Linked DNA regions of Mus musculus: region 2 is linked to region 1. Evidence: chromatin loops called from intact Hi-C (ENCODE). Cell type or tissue: heart. All regions are shown on one strand. Links, peaks and the distances in the headings refer to the core of each region. The heading gives the core; the rest is flanking DNA.

The links. A loop is a pair of places that touch in the nucleus more often than their neighbours do. Peaks named below come from ENCODE experiments on the same cell type or tissue, not always from the same donor. Only the 100,000 strongest peaks of a DNase experiment are listed, where the experiment ranks them.
Region 2: it touches region 1 in a loop (2.7-fold over the local background); 1 of 42 quality-filtered maps calls a loop at or near these places.

What each region holds. Positions count from the first base shown.
Region 1 is chr11:88,860,935-88,869,004 of GRCm38, forward strand. Akap1 (A kinase (PRKA) anchor protein 1) reads right to left here and starts at 3,652. Exons shown (of 11, transcript NM_001042541.1): 1 at 3,463-3,652. All of the region lies in intron 3 of 4930556N13Rik (RIKEN cDNA 4930556N13 gene), which reads left to right. In heart, for the core only: no CTCF peak of the experiment used is centred there; DNase peaks (open chromatin) are centred at 2,607 and 3,757; H3K4me3 peaks cover 2,490 bases; H3K27ac peaks cover 2,682 bases.
Region 2 is chr11:89,055,128-89,063,197 of GRCm38, forward strand. It overlaps Dgke (diacylglycerol kinase, epsilon), which reads right to left and starts at 5,621. Exons shown (of 11, transcript NM_019505.4): 1 at 4,804-5,621; 2 at 231-390. The coding sequence starts at 5,258. It overlaps Dgkeos (diacylglycerol kinase, epsilon, opposite strand), which reads left to right and starts at 5,624. Exons shown (of 4, transcript NR_110336.1): 1 at 5,624-5,696. In heart, for the core only: CTCF peaks have their summits at 3,601 (motif pointing left) and 5,064; DNase peaks (open chromatin) are centred at 4,904 and 5,654; H3K4me3 peaks cover 2,340 bases; H3K27ac peaks cover 1,724 bases.

The DNA.
Region 1 (8,070 bases), core at 1,943-5,942:
GCTAAGTGAACACAAGCCACCAGTATACAGGACAGGGGACAGAATGTTTACTAACGTGAACTTCAGGAGCATCCAAATAGCAAGGACCTGGACAGAATGATGTTGCTGAACACCCCCCCAACCCCCCCAACCCCCCCCCCCAGTCGTCCCAGTGCTGGCAGCAGTACTCCTCACTGTCACACACCATCAAGAGGAGGAAAACAAAGCTAATGACAATGAGGTGATAGCAGTTATGGTGTGTGTCTGTAATCCCAGCACTTGGAAGGGTGAGTAGGTCGTCTGTGTGTTTAGGCAGGCTTCAGTACATGGCATGACTCCTGTCTCAAAAGGGGGGTGTGGGAGGGGCACACTTGAGCCTGAAGCTCAATTGTACAGTACTTACCACACATAAACCAATCCCAAGTGCTTGAGAGAGACTGACTCCACCAGGAAGGAGAAACAGAATTTGCCCTATGAAGCAAGATTTAGGACCTAACACACCCCATTGTAGAGATTAGCAACCCTCAAACTTGACATGAGATCGGTGGCACATGGGGCCCACAGAACCCAAACATCTCCCCATAATAAAGTTCTTAGGATGACAAATGCCAGATACAAATCTCACACACACAGGAAAAGACTGAGCCGCAGAGAAGCCGGGGCATGGCAAACTCACAAGGGATATTAGGAAGGAGTAGCCAGGGAAAACAGGGCAGCTCCAGGGCACATGAACTTCGGTGTCTTAAAATGCTAGAGCGACCAAGACATGTTGACCCAGTAGGCTAGGTGGCAAAGCCTGGATACACCAATTTGTCTTCCTTCTAACCAAGTTACTAGGTCAGAGGCTAGGCGAGGGAGTGCTTTTATATCTAATCAAATGACTGAGTCAAACGGATTCCTTGGGAGTGAGGGATACCATACTTAAGTGCCTAGCATAGGCCAGGAATAGTCCCAAGTCTTTTTTTTATTATTACTCCATTTTTTATTAGATATTTTCTTTATTTACATTTCAAATGTCATCCCCTTTCCTAGTTTCCCCTCCGAAAATCCCCTATCCCCTCCCCCTCCCCCTGCTTCCCAACCCACCCACTTCCATTCCTGTCCTGGCATTCCCCTATATTGGGACATAGAGCCTTCCCAGGACCAAGGGCCTCTCCTCCCATTGATGACCGACTAGGCCATCCTCTGCTACAAATAGTCCCAAGTCTTAAATATGATGATCTCCATCCATGTTTAGGATGAGAAGAAGAAAACTGGAAGCTAAAACTACCTTCCACAAACTCTAGCTATGACCAGCCTGGGGCCCAGGTCCACATATAATCTGGGTTACCAGGTAGCAAGACAGATTGTTTTAAAGTATTGATGCTCAGACACATCACTTCCAGCATCTGAGCAGGCAACAGACAACTGATACCTGTATCTCTGCTGTCACCCAGCAGAGGCCAAGGGTGAATGCAATTCCTACAATTAGCTGGGAGATGGGAGAACTCCCCAAGTAGAGGCAAACTCACTAGATTTACATCAGGTCTCACCCACTGGGTTGGATAGCTACTGACCCACTCTACAGAACAAAGCCTTCTGATTTAACAACCTAACCAGAAGCTTTAATGATTTGCATACACCCTTAGGGTAGGAGAATGTCCTCTAACCCAAGGCCATTCTTTCTATTTCACAAGACTACACCCAGGAATTACCCAGAACCTACAAAACAGGTTAGAAGCGAAAGAAGGCTCGACAACAAGTCCAGAAAGCTCCCCAAACATAATCTCACTTGTTCCTTGGGCTCTAAAAGAGTCCTAAATAATCTGAAGGTGAAACACTTAAATGCCAATCAGAGAAGACTCTGGCAGGAGAGCAACTCGTTCACAGAGTTTATAGATGCTTTGTGCCTTTAAGAGAGGAATGGGTAGGAAGCCCGTAGACTCTAAGCCTCGCTTTTCTAAGCCTCGCTTTCTAAAGTTAAGCGTTTAAAACAAAACCAAAAACCCCACGGTTACTAATTTGGGAAGGACTCTGCAGTTAAATGAGCATGTAAGATTGATTTCCCGAAGCAATAGCAATTGTAATTGCAACACACGGATACAGAGGGTGGTAGCACACCAACCGAGATGGTTACATTAGGTCCAGCAACCCTGTTGTCACTGCAGGCGTTAAATTTAAACCCCAAGCAGCCTCGACTTCAATAGCGGAAAGATAGGCAGTTTAAACCTTACTAATTGCCCTACACATACACCCGACCTTACCGGTTTGAGAAGCCTCCACTCTCACCTGGAGCGAAGTCCACCGGGTTTGTGTTAACCACAGCCCAAGGGTGGAAAGGTACTAGTTGCTCGAGGCATTTCCCGGAGGGAAAAGGTCCGGTTAGGCACAGGGCGTCTCAGAGGTCCCTTCTGCACAGCCCCTGACTATCAGCACCTTCCCTCCCGGAGAAAGGAAACAGGAAAAGATAGGACACAGCAGTAGTTGACACCAGAATGTAGGCTCCTTTACGCGTATGGAGGCTTCTCTACGCAGGTTTTTACCTATAACCCTGGCAAAGTCCCCCCATGACCCCTGCAAAGTCCCTCCAGATCACTGTCCTGGGACGGAAAGAAAGGTGGGGCGCGACACGTGACCCTGGACCTCCCCACCCCCGCAAGAAGTCAGCGGGCACCTCTAGCTAGAGGTCTCCCACCTCTTAGGACATGCTTATGGGGCCACAAACTCTAATTCCCTTCGGACACCCAAGCTCACGACCTCCGGATCCTAATTGGTCTTATGGTCTCTCCACCGCCAAAAGGTTTGGGACCTGTCTTGCATCCCATTCTCCCCGCTACAACGGCAGAGTCCGCTCCAATAATTCGCGGCACTGAACTCCAGGAATTGTGTCTTCCTGCTCCGGTTTGCCACCACTGCCGGGCCAACCCAGAGTCAACTGGGCCCAGCAGTTAGAAAGTTAGGAAGGGAAGGGGTCCCCAAGGACCTCCTCTCCCGCCTTGGGCACTGGGTCCTTGGCAGAGACCGCCCCAGTGCCTCCTCTCCACGCGTAAACTGGGTACACACGACCTTTGAAAAGTAAACGCTAGCGAGACTAGACGACCTTGGTTGGGACGCGCTCGGGCAGGCTACCCAGAAGGGTGAGCCAGCATTGGGAAAGTTGAGGCGCACCGGAGCGCCCGGGGAATTGCGCCCTCACCTCCATCCTAGAGGCCAGTGACGTGAGGGGGGATGGGAGGGGAAAGCAGCGGCTTAAAGCAGCGCCCCGAGCTCAGCGCACGCGATCTGTCAGCAGCAGCCCTGGGACCGGGAAAGACCAGCGGGGCGCGCGGGTCATCAAGGCACAGACCCGCCCGCTTGACAGCAGGCGCGGTGCACAAGGCTCTCGGTCCCCGGAGTACCTGGCGCGCGCGTCGCACCCTGCACCTGCACCCCAGGCTCCCCATCACCCCAACTCGTTCTCTCTCCGGGCCCGGCGGGCGGGTGCCCGTGCCAGCCGTCACTTACCTGCTCCTGGGCGACCGTCTAGGCACTCAATCCTCCCGCCACCGCCCCCTGGCCCCCCACCTAGTCCAGCGGCCCTGCCCCGCAGCGCTGCACGGCGCTTCGGCCGCTCCCCCACGTGCTAGCCCAGGCCGGGCGAACACAGAGACATTAAATACTGAGGACGCGCAACGACGTGCCCGCGGCGCGACGCAAGGCCCCGCCCCTCGCCCTCGGCTCCCTGGCGTGCCCCCCTCGCCCGCTCGCTCTCCTGCGCGTGCGCGCCATCGGCCGCTCCCTCCCCCGACTTGCGCGCGCCTCTCTCCCAGCTGCGCCAAGAGGGGCGCGGTCAGGAGCTCTCCGCTGACATCCCGGAGCTGTACGGGCCCGCCTTGCTGGCGCTCTCGCGAGAGTAACAATATTCACGGCGGGCATGGGAGATGGCCCCTACGTCCCACACTCGGGCTGGGGTGGGTTCCTGGTGTCTGAGTGCTCGGCACAATGAACTTGGCTCGCACGGGGTCTCTGCTTCTTCTCCGGGGAGAGGTGTCAGGCAGGTTCCTGCCTTGGGATGGTGCCTCTCCTGGAAAAGGTTGCTGAGGCTGGTGAGGGACGATGCTACATTGTTCCCCTTGCCTAGGAATCTGGCTTTCCCGTAACCTTGCGAGCATAGCATAGCTTTTCGAGTATAATAGGTGGCCATTGGTTGATCAGTAATGTGGATACTGTGTAGCCCTCAAGGGCAAGTTGATTTCTCATTTTCGCAACTTTAGTGATGTCGAAGGGGCTTTTCTCTAAATGATCTGGGGTTTTGCAAAGTTTGCCTTCGAAGAAATGGTCACCATGAGTCACTGCCTCCCCCAACGACTTGAGAAAACCAAACTACCTGCAGATAATTGTATCCGACGGAGGTTCCACTTGCCAACCAGCCCAGCTCTGATCCTTAAAACCTAGGCACTTTCCTTTACTTGCTTATTTATTTTGATATTCTGAGACTGTGTCTCATGTCTCACGGCCTCAAGCTGGGAAGTTCTAGGTTGACCTTGAACTCCTGATCCTCCTGCCTCCACCTCCCTAAGTGTTGGCATTACAGGGCACTTTCAGTGCACATTTTTTGAACGAAATATAGGAAAGGTACCATACTAAGAACCAACCATTACTTGGGAAAAATCTTCACTGGTGATCAAATGTGAATTTTAAGTTTTAAAAAGAGACTATGCATACTGAATATAATTTTGAGTATCTACTGTCTAACTCATTTATTTCTTTTTCTTTTTTTTTTTTTTTTTTTTTTTTGGTTTTTCGAGACAGGGTTTCTCTGTGCAGCCCTGGCTGTCCTGGAACTCACTTTGTAGACCAGGCTGGCCTCGAACTCAGAAATCCACCTGCCTCTGCCTCCCAAGTGCTGGGATTAAAGGCGTGCGCCACCACGCCCGGCTTCATTTATTTCTTGAGCCAGCACTTGGAAAGCTGAGGGAAGATTACCACAATTTCAAAGCACCCTGGGCTACAGAGTTGAGATCTCAAAGTACACAGCCCAAATTGTTTTTAAAGATTATTTTTATGCATATGAGTGTTAGCTGCATACATGTATATTTATCATTCGGGTCCCTGGTGCTTGTGACGGCCAGAAGAGGATGTTGGAGCCTCTTGAACTGGAGTTCCAGACCAGTTTAAAGCCTCCACAGGAGGCTGGGGACTGAACTCTGGTCCTCTGGAAAATTGGATGGTGCTCTTGCCACGGAACCATCTCTCTACCACCACCCCGCCACCCAAATTTAAGTCCCACCATACCTGTTCTGTAAATAATAGTGGATTAGTGACTGACTGTGGCGTAAGGGAACAAACAAGACGCAATTAATTCACTTGAGACTAGATACTGAACTAATGACCCATCACTCAGTGACTCTGGCGGGTGTTAAAGGGAGAGGGAGGCTCACTCACGTTGTGGTTAAGAAAAGGACAACAGAGAGACTGGCGAAATGGCTCAGTGGGTAAGAGTACTGATTGCTCTTCCAAAATTCCTGAGTTCAAATCCCAGCAACCACATGGTGACTCACAACCATCTGTACTGAGATCTGACGAACTATTCTGGTACATCTGAAGTCAGCTACAGTGTACTTATGTATAATAATAAATAAATCCTTGGGCCAAAGCAAGCAGGAACCGAGCGAGCAGAGGTCCTAAAAACTCAATTCCTAACAACCACATGAAGGCTCACAACCATCTATACAGCTACAGGGTACTCACATACATAAAATAAATAAATCTTTTTTTAAAAAGGAAGGAAGGAAGGAAGAAGAAAGAAAGAAAGAAAGAAAGAAAGAAAGAAAGAAAGAAAGAAAGAAAGAAAGAAAAAGAAAGAAAGAAAACAACAGAGAATGACAATCCCACTGGCTTGAGTTACTGTGAGAACTGAGAATACTGGTAGACAAGCAGCGTTTGGTTTAGTTGGGGCCCATTAACTTTGTTTTTGTTTGTTTGTTGTTGTTTTTTTAGTTTTCAAATAGCAACTGATTTGGTTGTGCAAATCTGGAGATCAAAGGAGAAGGATAGGAAATACAAATATGTAAAAATTGTGTAAAAGGGGAGCACACACACACTTCCATATGTACTTAAGGATGTTTTGATTTTGCTTTGCTTTAAATCAGTTTTTACTCATAACTCAGACTGGCGTCAAAGTTGTGATTGTTTTGGTTTGGTGTTTTGGTTTTTTGAGACAGGGTTTCTCTGTGTAGCCCTGGCTGTCCTGGAACTCACTTTGTAGACCAGGCTGGCCTCGAACTCAGAAATCCACCTGCCTCTGCCTCCCAAGTGCTGGCATTAAAGGCGTGCTCCACCATGCCTGGCTAGTTGTGATTGTTTTATGTTGGTCTTTCTAGCACTATGATTACAGCTCTGTGTCACCATACCTGGCTCAAAGTGGGGGATATTTTTAAGAAGAGAAGGAGAAAAGCAGAGAGAGGAGGGGGGATAGAAAATAGGGGGTTGGAGAGATAGCTTCAGAGTACACGCAGTAAAAGCTGTACGGGCATGAAGACCTGAGGTCAGCTCCTCAGGACCCACGTTAAAACTAGGTGTGTAGCCGGGCGTGGTGGCGCACGCCTTTAATCCCAGCACTCAGGAGGCAGAGGCAGAGGCAGAGGTAGGCGGATTTCTGAGTTCGAGGCCAGCCTGGTCTACAAAGTGAGCTCCAGGACAGCCAGGGCTATACAGAGAAACCCTGTCTCGGGAAAAAAAAAAAAAAAAAACTAGGTGTGTGGGATGAGATGGCTCAGAGGCGAAAGGCAAGGCTGGAAGCTGAGTTCCATTTCCAGAACTCACTTGGAAGAAAATAACCAAATCCTACAAATTTTCCTCCTGCTGCTGCTGCTCCTCTTCTTCTTCTTCTTCTTCTTCTTCTTCTTCTTCTTCTTCTTCTTCTTCTTCTTCTTCTTCTTCTTCTTCTTCTTCTTCTTCTTCTTCTTCTTCTTCTTCCTCTTTCTTTTCCTTTTTCTCCTCCTCCTTCTTTCTTCTTCTCCTCTTCCTCCCCCTTCTTCTTCTCTTCTTCCTCCCCCTTCTTCTTCTTCTTCTTCTTCTTCTTCTTCTTCTTCTTCTTCTTCTTCTTCTTCTTCTTCTTCTTCTTCTTCTTCTTCTTCTTCTTCTTCTTCTTCTTCTTCCTTTCCCTCTCACACTTCTACCTCTGGAATGCTGGTATCTTAGAAGTGCATGATAACCCTGGTTTATGTGGCCTTGGCTGGAGAATCAAACCCAGGGCCTCTTGCAGGCAGACCATCACTCTACCAGCTAGGCTTCATCTCTAGCTCCTTGTGAGGTGCTGTCTTCTCTTAGCAGTCCCTCCAGTCTCAAGAACACATCTCTGAGAAATGTCCTCCCATTTCTTTTGGAAGAGCCCACAGAGGTATTCCAAGGGATGACAAATATGAGCTGTTTCCTTTATGTGTACACATCCAACCTACATCTAATTCCCTTACAAAGAAAATGCCCTTGGTTTTGCCCCAGGCCTGTGTGTCTGCAGAGGCTATTCCTAGAAAAGGCAATAAGAGGTGTTGGAGAAGGACTCTAACTGCACATGAGAAACTGAAACTCCCCAACACTTAATCCCTAGCATGAAGCAAAGCTCTTTGTCCTAATCCTCCAGCCTCGAAAGCTCTTATTCTAATGTCTTCCTGTTTCATATCCCTTGGTCCCACGCAGCAACAAAGTCAAAATTTCAACCCAAACTTTCTGATTCAGAACTGATTGACTGACTGGCTGGCTTTACTACAAATAGAGACCTAGGGCCTCCAGGGGCAGTTTTACACACAGAAATGCGTCTGCTGTGGGGGAAATTGTGTCATCTAAAACAAGATGCACTCAAGTCTTAAACCATTTTATCTCCAAGGGCGTCCTGATTTCCAGGCTGTTGCAGGTACTGAGTGGAGGCCATGCCTCTTTCCAGTAGGACTAGGGTTCTTCTAAAACAGTGATTCTCAACCTCCCTAATGCTACGACCCTTTAATCGCATTCCTTATGTTGTGATGACCCCACACAGACTCACCATAAATTTATATTGTTGCTACTTCATAACTAATTTTGCTGCTGTTATGAATCGTAACGTAAATATCCGATATGCAGAAGATGTGATATGTG
Region 2 (8,070 bases), core at 1,769-5,768, 190 kb after region 1:
AAGCTGGCCTTAAACTTCTGGTCCTGTTGCCTTTACCTCCTAAGTGGTGCTGTTAAAGATGTTTGCCATCATGCTGGACCTTGGGTAAGGTTTTATGATTTACCATAACAACATTTTATCTCTCGTAACCTCTTAGTTACTTAATTCCCAATTTTTCTCAAATACACAGAATTAACTATCTTATATGTCAACTTTAAATGAAAAAGTTTATAAAAAATAAAATGAATTACCCCTTCATAATTTGTGTTTTTGTCTTTACGCATCTGGTTAATAGAAGTTAAGTAGCTTGGCGGGATGATGAGGTTTCTGAATTCTCCAAAGTCACACTTTTCGCTCCTTAAGCTGCCTCGCATGCACTCGTCGTGGACTGTCTTCTGGCACCAAATGCACCTGAGGAAGGAAGAAATGCTGCCAACTCCTGTCAAACCAGTGTCCCAAGCTACAAACCACATTCTGTCAAAAGCTATAAACAGTGTATCCATCCACACACAAATAGATGTAATCAAAAAATTTCTACAAAAACATACTACATCTTATCATGATTTTTAAATGAGTAAGTAACTTCTTAGGGCAAATTTGTAATGTGGTAACACCTGTAGGTACAACCTTCCTAAAAAGGTCAACCTAGAACAGCAGCTGTCCATTAGAAATGAGTGCGTTAGCTGCAGCCTGCTTATGATATCTGTAGTTCCGCAGGCCTGGTCTGCAAGCTTTTCAACTTTTACATACAAAGAAAGCAAGCAGCCCATTTCTTTTTTTATTTTAAACTATTTATTTTTACTTTATGGCACTGATGCACGTGTGTCTGTGTGATGGTGTCAGAACTCCTGGAGCGACAAGACCGTGGTGAGCTGCCATGTGGGTGCTAGGTTCTTCGGAAGAGCAGCCGGTGCTCTTAACCGCTGAGCCATCTCTCCAGCCCCCACACATCCCACTTCTTTTAGGAGCTGATAAATAGTTCAATGTCTGGGTCTAAAACAAAGAGAGGGCGCGTGCATCCAGACTCACTCTGTCCTGGGTGCCAACAGCAGGCAGGGATTAGTGCTGGCAAGACTCAGGCTTTCTATTATTAATCTGCTAAACTATTTAATCCACTCAGATAAGACACATCTGACTAGCAAAAACAGGCCACCTGAGAAGGACGGAACTAACTAGTTTAAAAAGGAGGGGATGTTAACTCGGGTCTTCTATTTTAAAGGTGGTTTTTCCTTCCGAACGTTGAGATTTGTCAAGTACTTACTGCTGTTTACACAGGAGTTCTACTGATGACTAAAAATAGACGCCTGAACAATGTGTTAGAGACAATTATAACAGGGCTTGCTCATGACCTTTATAAATACTGGCCTTTAGTTTCAGAAACTGTAACAGATGGTTGCACAGTTGATGTAACTAGTTCACCTACTGGTGGCCTACAGCTAATTACTATTTTATTGCAATCACTGTATAGATTATTGTTTTTGAGATAAGATTCTGCTTTTTGTCTCTTTGGCTTTGAAGTCCCAGTGCCTCAGGTTCCAGAGAACTACAATGATAGGCAAGTGGTACCACACTGGGCTCGGGTCCATTTTTCCCCCCAGTGCTAGGGATGCAACCCAGGACTTGTCCCTGCTATTCTACTGTTCTACTGATTACCTGCATATATACGACTGTAGCTCAGCTAACTCTAACTAGTGTATTCTCTTTATGTTCCCCATACACCACATTTATTTGTGGGGAAAAGGGCCAAATCTCACCCTTATTTTATTTATTATGTGCATTGGTGTTTGGCCTGCATGTATGTCTGTGTGAGGGTGTCAGCTCCTGGAGGTACAGTTGGGAGCTGCCATATAGGTGCTGGGAATTGAACCCAGGTCCTTTGAAGTGCAGTCAGTGCTGATAATCACTGAGCCACCTCTCTAGCCCCTCTCACCACCGTCACCACCGATTTTTTTTTTTTATTGTAAGTACACTGTAGCTGTCCTCAGACACTCCTGAAGAGGGAGTCAGATCTTGATACGGATGGTTGTGAGCCACCATGTGGTTGCTGGGATTTGAACTCCTGACCTTCGGAAGAGCAGTCGGGTGCTCTTACCCACTGAGCCATCTCACCAGCCCCTTTTTGTTTTTTTTTTAGAGAGAGGGTTTCTCTGTGTAGATCTTGGCTCTCCTGGAACTCACTCTGTAGACCAGGCTGGCCTCTAACTCAGAAATCCGCCTGCCTCTGCCTCCCAAGTGCTGGGATTAAAGGCGTGCTCCACCACTGCCCGGCTTCACCACCGATTTTTAAGCTGCGTAAAAGACTAGGTGACTCTGATCTACTTACCTCCTTGGTGTCACGCCTGCACTGCTAATGTGATTTGGCATGTAAATTGTTGTCACAGGGAGATAAGCAGTAAGGGATAAATTGAGGAGAGCCACATAGTTTTCTATTCAGAAAATGCTGTTCTTGGAACAAAACAAAATAAAAACAAAACCCAAAAAACAAGCAAACAAAAACCTATAGTGTTGAAAAAGCAAGGGCATGGGCTGGGGAGATGGCTCTGCAGTTAAAAGCATTTATTACTCTTGCAGAGCACTGGGTTAGACTCCCAGCAACCACACCGTGGCTCATAAGCAGCTAGAACTCTAGTTAGGGACCTGGGGATACCAAACATGAATGGGGTATATAATTATGAATGCAGGCAGAACACCAGTGCATATAAAACAACTCTAATGCCCTGAAGAACCTCTCAAAACCTCCTGATAGGGCTACCCATGGTGGTGGCCTTATAAAAGAGAATTGCAACCTAAAAATAGTATATTATTACTGAACATAATCTGCAAAAATATCCACTCAAGTATTTCATAATAATTTCCTCTGGGAAGACAAGACTAAGGCTGGGAAGGCCTGAACTTCTAACCCTGTTATTTTTGGGTGTCAGTTAAGTTTCTAAAAACTAGAATATATTCATGAATTTCTTTACTAAGTTTTTTGTTTGTTTGTTTTTTTGGTTTTTCGAGACAGGGTTTCTCTGTGTAGCCCTGGCTGTCCTGGAAGTCACTCTGTAGACCAGGCTGGCCTCGAACTCAGAAATCCGCCTGCCTCTGCCTCCCAATATCTAGGCATTTTTTAAGGTTAGAGGGATGACTCTGTGATTAAGGGCACTGGATGCTCTCCTGTAGAGAGCCTAGGCTTGACTCCTGGCACCTGCATGGCAGCTCACATCCCTCTGTAACCCCAGTTCCAGGGCAACAGATGCTTTCTTTTGGCCTCCATGTGTACTAAGCATACATGCAATGCAGATAAACTTGCAGGTAAAAGACCCACAAGCATACAGGTAAAATAATAATAATAAACCTTAAAAAAAAAGTCAGGTTCAGAAATAGCGTGACCACATGTCTTTGCCTGACTGTGATGACTTTGATTTTAGCTTATCTTCTGGCATCATCATTAACAATGCTCTCAATGTGTCCCAGCAGAGATAGTAAGTTCATAACACGACTTTTTAAAGAGGACAGAAAGGAGAGATGGCTCAACGGTTATAAATGTGTGCAACTGCTCTCACACAGGGCCCTTTGATCCCCAGCACCCACGCTGGGAAGGCTTACAACATCAGCTCCAGGGGAGGCCGATACCTCCTTGTGGCCGCTGTGGGTATCTGCACTTGTGTACAGATACCAACACCAACACACACATGCAACGCGAAAGCACTCACAGTAGCTTCAGAGCTATTAACTTGAAAGCGTGTGTGGGAGTTTCTATTTGTCCAAAATAAAGCCTGTTGGGCAGTGAAGACCAGACAAGGCTCTGACAAGGCTGGGTGTTGGAAGTCTTGGGGAACCAGCCCCACTTTATCTTCAGCTTTCTCAAGTGTGGAACCAGTGAGGAGGAGATAATCTGCAGGGCAGCTCTGCTGTCCACCAGCTTCCAATACCTACAATCCCTTCCAATAGGAAGCCTGTTCCACACAGCATTTCACCGCGCAAGATTCCTTGTTCAGTGTGCATGCTGAAGCCAGGAAAGCAGTCAGGTTAGCTCAGGTGACTCATCTGACACTTAGTCCTGAAAGATCTGACAACAGAAATGTCCTTTCAAGACTGGGGAGAGAGCCCAACAGCCTGATGAGTTAGGAGCCACAGAACTCGAAGGGAGCTCACTTTGCACCCCCACACCCCATAAATAAATGAGTGGAAAACGTAAATCTCCTTTCCCGTCTTGTGTGTCAAACACTTGACTATGACACCAATCGCTACAATAGCTACAGAAATTTAAAGCCCTGCTTTGGGTTGACCCTTGTTTTCATAGTTCCAAATCAAGAACAAATTGGTTTTGTGACTGGCATAAGGTTCTTTGTGTACCCTTCATTCTTCCTTATGTAAAGTGGGATGCTACAGAGTAGCCACGAGCCAGGCAGCACTTAAACAGGCCTTTGATGAAAATTAAGAGCCTTGGCAGGGGTGGGAATTTAGGGGTGGTGTTGGTGGTGGAATTCAGTTGTTAGAGAGCTTGAATAACATGCTTAAGGCTTTTGGGTTGGATACCCAGCACCTCATGAACTGGTTCAGGTGATGCAAACCTGTATTTTCAGCACGGGGAGGCGAAGCATTAAAAGTTCAAGGTCATCTGCTATCCTTAGTGAGTTTGAGGCTAGCCCGGGCCACAGGGGAGAGACTGTCTCACAAAGGGTAAAAACAAAAATAAAAACAAACAAAAACACCAACCAACATCTACATGAGACTTGCTTCAAACGCCAGGGATGCCGTGAATAGTTTGGGCCATTTGCTGAGATGAATTTAGGTCTCACCACCCACTGTTTACAATCCTGCCTCCCATAAAAGCCATACCTGTAATCGCACAGTTTAGGCTGGCTGCCACACTGCTGCCTGCAGAATACACAGTAAGAGCACAGGGGCACGTTGCCGCGGATCCAGTGGTGGGGCATGGCATCTGCGGCCTTGTCGTTCTTGAGCATGATCTCCTTGCACGGGAAGCGCTTGTCGACCTTCTTGAGGCAGCCCTCGTCCACGCGGAGCCCACAGCAGTCGCAGAAGGCTCCTTGCAGGATGTGCTGCGCGCACACGCAGCAGTAGGTGGGGTGGCTGAACAGGTCGGTGTCACGCCAGCAATGCTTGCTCTTGCGGAAGATATCCCTGCGGTGCAGCTGCCGGCGCGACCGCTGCAGGCTACACCATAAAGTGATGAACACCGGCAACAGCACGGAGCACAGCGTCCATAGGACCAAGTGGCCATCAGGGAGCAGGCTCTGGGCGGGTGGGCCGGACCGCTGGTCCCCCTCCATCTTCTCAGGCCCAGGCGTGGCCTATGGAGCGCCGGGTCCAGAAGGCTTGCCTTCGGATTCACTGCGTGGGGTTGCGGCTCGTCCCGAGGCTGCGCGTGGCCTCGGCCCCGGGAAAGGCGCAGGTCGCACCCGCGGGCTCCGTGCAGTACAGGCTTGGCTCGCGGCCACTGCGTTCACAACGGCTGTCGCGCTGAGCCTCGCCCGTGCCTCTCTCGCGAGGTCTCCGGAGACCCCCCCCCCAACCCCCCAGTTCGCTCTCGCGGTCGCCGGTACCACCTACAGCCAAGCCTCCGGCCGCCGTCCCACCCTCAGGCCGCGAGATCTGCGTGGGATGAGGAGGCCGCGCTTGAGAAGCGCACCTGCGCAGTCCGCACGCCGGCCGGCAGCTCGGCGAGGGCTGGGAGGGGCCTGACGCGCCCACAACTTGGGCGGGGCCAGGTAGGACAAAGCCAATGGCGGTGCTTTCCGATGGTGGGCGGAGCTAGAGGAAGGCGGAGTCTGCGCTGATAAAATTTGTAGGCGGGACCAGGTGTAGGGCGGGGCTCGCGGCGGCGCTCCCCTTGGGTGGGAGGGGGTCAGGTATGAGGGCGTGGCGGAGGCTAAGAGGTGGCTTGGAAAGTTGAAAGACTTCAAGGGTCTGGACCATCTAGGAAAGGATGAGCAGAGGAACGGATAAGATGGTGTGGAATGAGGCATGGTTTAGGGAAATCAGGGGCGGAGTAAGTACATGGTTGACTATCAAAAGTTCAGAACCAAAGGAAGTTCTACCATAAGTGACTTAACAGTATTTGACCTTTAGCCTGATCCCCTTCTTCAACGGTGAAGGTGGAATTGGCATGATTATGGATATCGGGGAATCCTGGATGGAGAAAACTGGCTCTTTTGAAGGTGTTATGTTCATTCAGAACACAAGTCAAAGACTGCCAAAAGTTACCAGTGTATTATATAAATATAATAAAATAATAAAATAACTGGACATGTGGCCCACATGTGGATGGACCTCTGTGAGTTCAGGGCCAGCCTGATCTACATAGTGTGAGGACCAAAACAGGAAAAATAAAGCATACAGGTTAAGAGTTCTGTTTGTATTTAAGGATAAGTTCCTGTTTGTCTTGTGTTTGTTTGACCCATCTGCACGGATGTGTTTGATTACATGTGGACCGGAAGTAAATCAGGGTCACATGTAGGCAGGAAATACATCAAGATTTACGCTTGCCCCCAGTTGAACCAGACGGGAAATGCAGTGAATTGTGGGTTTTGCCTTTTTAAGCCCGTGCAAAGCACGACTTGAGGCCATTCTCTGGGAACCCCGAGATGAACTTGGCCAGAGAGTCCATCACCTTGGCCAGTATTTAATTAAAGCTTACATTAAATTTGGTTTTAAATTGTGGTAGTGGTCTTATTCTCTACTGAGGGATTATCACGAGTTCTTGGTCAACTAGGGATACACAATAAGACAAACAAAACAAACAAAACAATGCAAAACCAACCAAACAAGCCGGGCAGTGGTGGCGCACGCCTTTAATCCCAGCACTCGAGAGGCAGAGGCAGGCAGATTTCTGAGTTCGAGACCAGCCTGGTCTACAAAGTGAGTTCCAGGACAGCCAGGGCTGTTCAGAGAAACCCTGTCTTGAAAAACAAAAACAAAAACAAACAAACAAAAAAAACCCAACCAAACAACAACAACAACAAAAACCCGAACCAAAACAACCCCAGGGATAAGAGTTCACCTGATTTACTTCCGGTCCACATGTGATCAAACACATCCGTGCAGATGGGTCAAACAAACGCAAGACAAACAGGAACTTATCCTTAAATACACTTTGTATTTAAGTACCTTAAATACACAAAGATCACTTTGTTTTACTTTGGCCATTCATGGGCCAGAGAGATGGTTCAGTAGATACCTGCTGCTAAGCCTGAAAGCCTCACTTTGATTCTTGGGACCCAAACACTCTCTGTGGCATGTGAGCACCCCCCCCCCACACACACATAAATAAATAAGTAAATATAATTTAAAAAATTACTTTGGGGGCTTGAGAGATGGCTCAGTGGTTAAGAGCACCGACTGCTCTTCTGAAGGTCCTGAGTTCAAGTCCCAGCAACCACATGGTGGTTCACAACCACCCATAATGAGATCTGATGCCCTCTTCTGGTGCATCTGAAGACAGCTACAGTGTACTTACATATAATAATAAATAAATCTTAAAAAAAATTACTTTGGGCATACAGGTCAGCTTCAGTCTATCTAGGTCATGAACGAGTTTCTATAATTTGTTCTACAATTCTATGATAGGATTCTATAATTCTGTAAAATGCAGGCTCTGGTCCCCTTTTTCTCAAGGAGGAGACCTGAGGTTATTTTCCCTTTGAGACAGCTTCCCTAAATGACCAGCAAGCACCCAGACCCACCTAGGGGGCACTAGCATTGATATATGTTGGGGTCCAGGAGTCACCCCACAAACCACAAAAACACGGATCTCAGTCAGACAGGGATGGCTTATTGAGCGTTTGCCTCAGGACTGATTGATCAGGGCTGCAGAGCAGACAGACGCAGGAGCTGACTGCTACGCTAAGCCAGGATTCTGCAGAGCCTTTAAGCCTGAAGTCCACAAACATCTGTGCTAAATGGCTTCACCAATCAGGACCTATGGATAGGATTTCCTCAGGTACGCGTATCTGTGGAGCACTTATCCTGTGCCTATGGGTTGGGATATTCAAATATGGTAGTGGAGACTTGTCTTGCTTAACATCCATGTCTTAAACTTGCTAACCAGAATATTAGTTACCACATACATGACTCTGCCAAGTA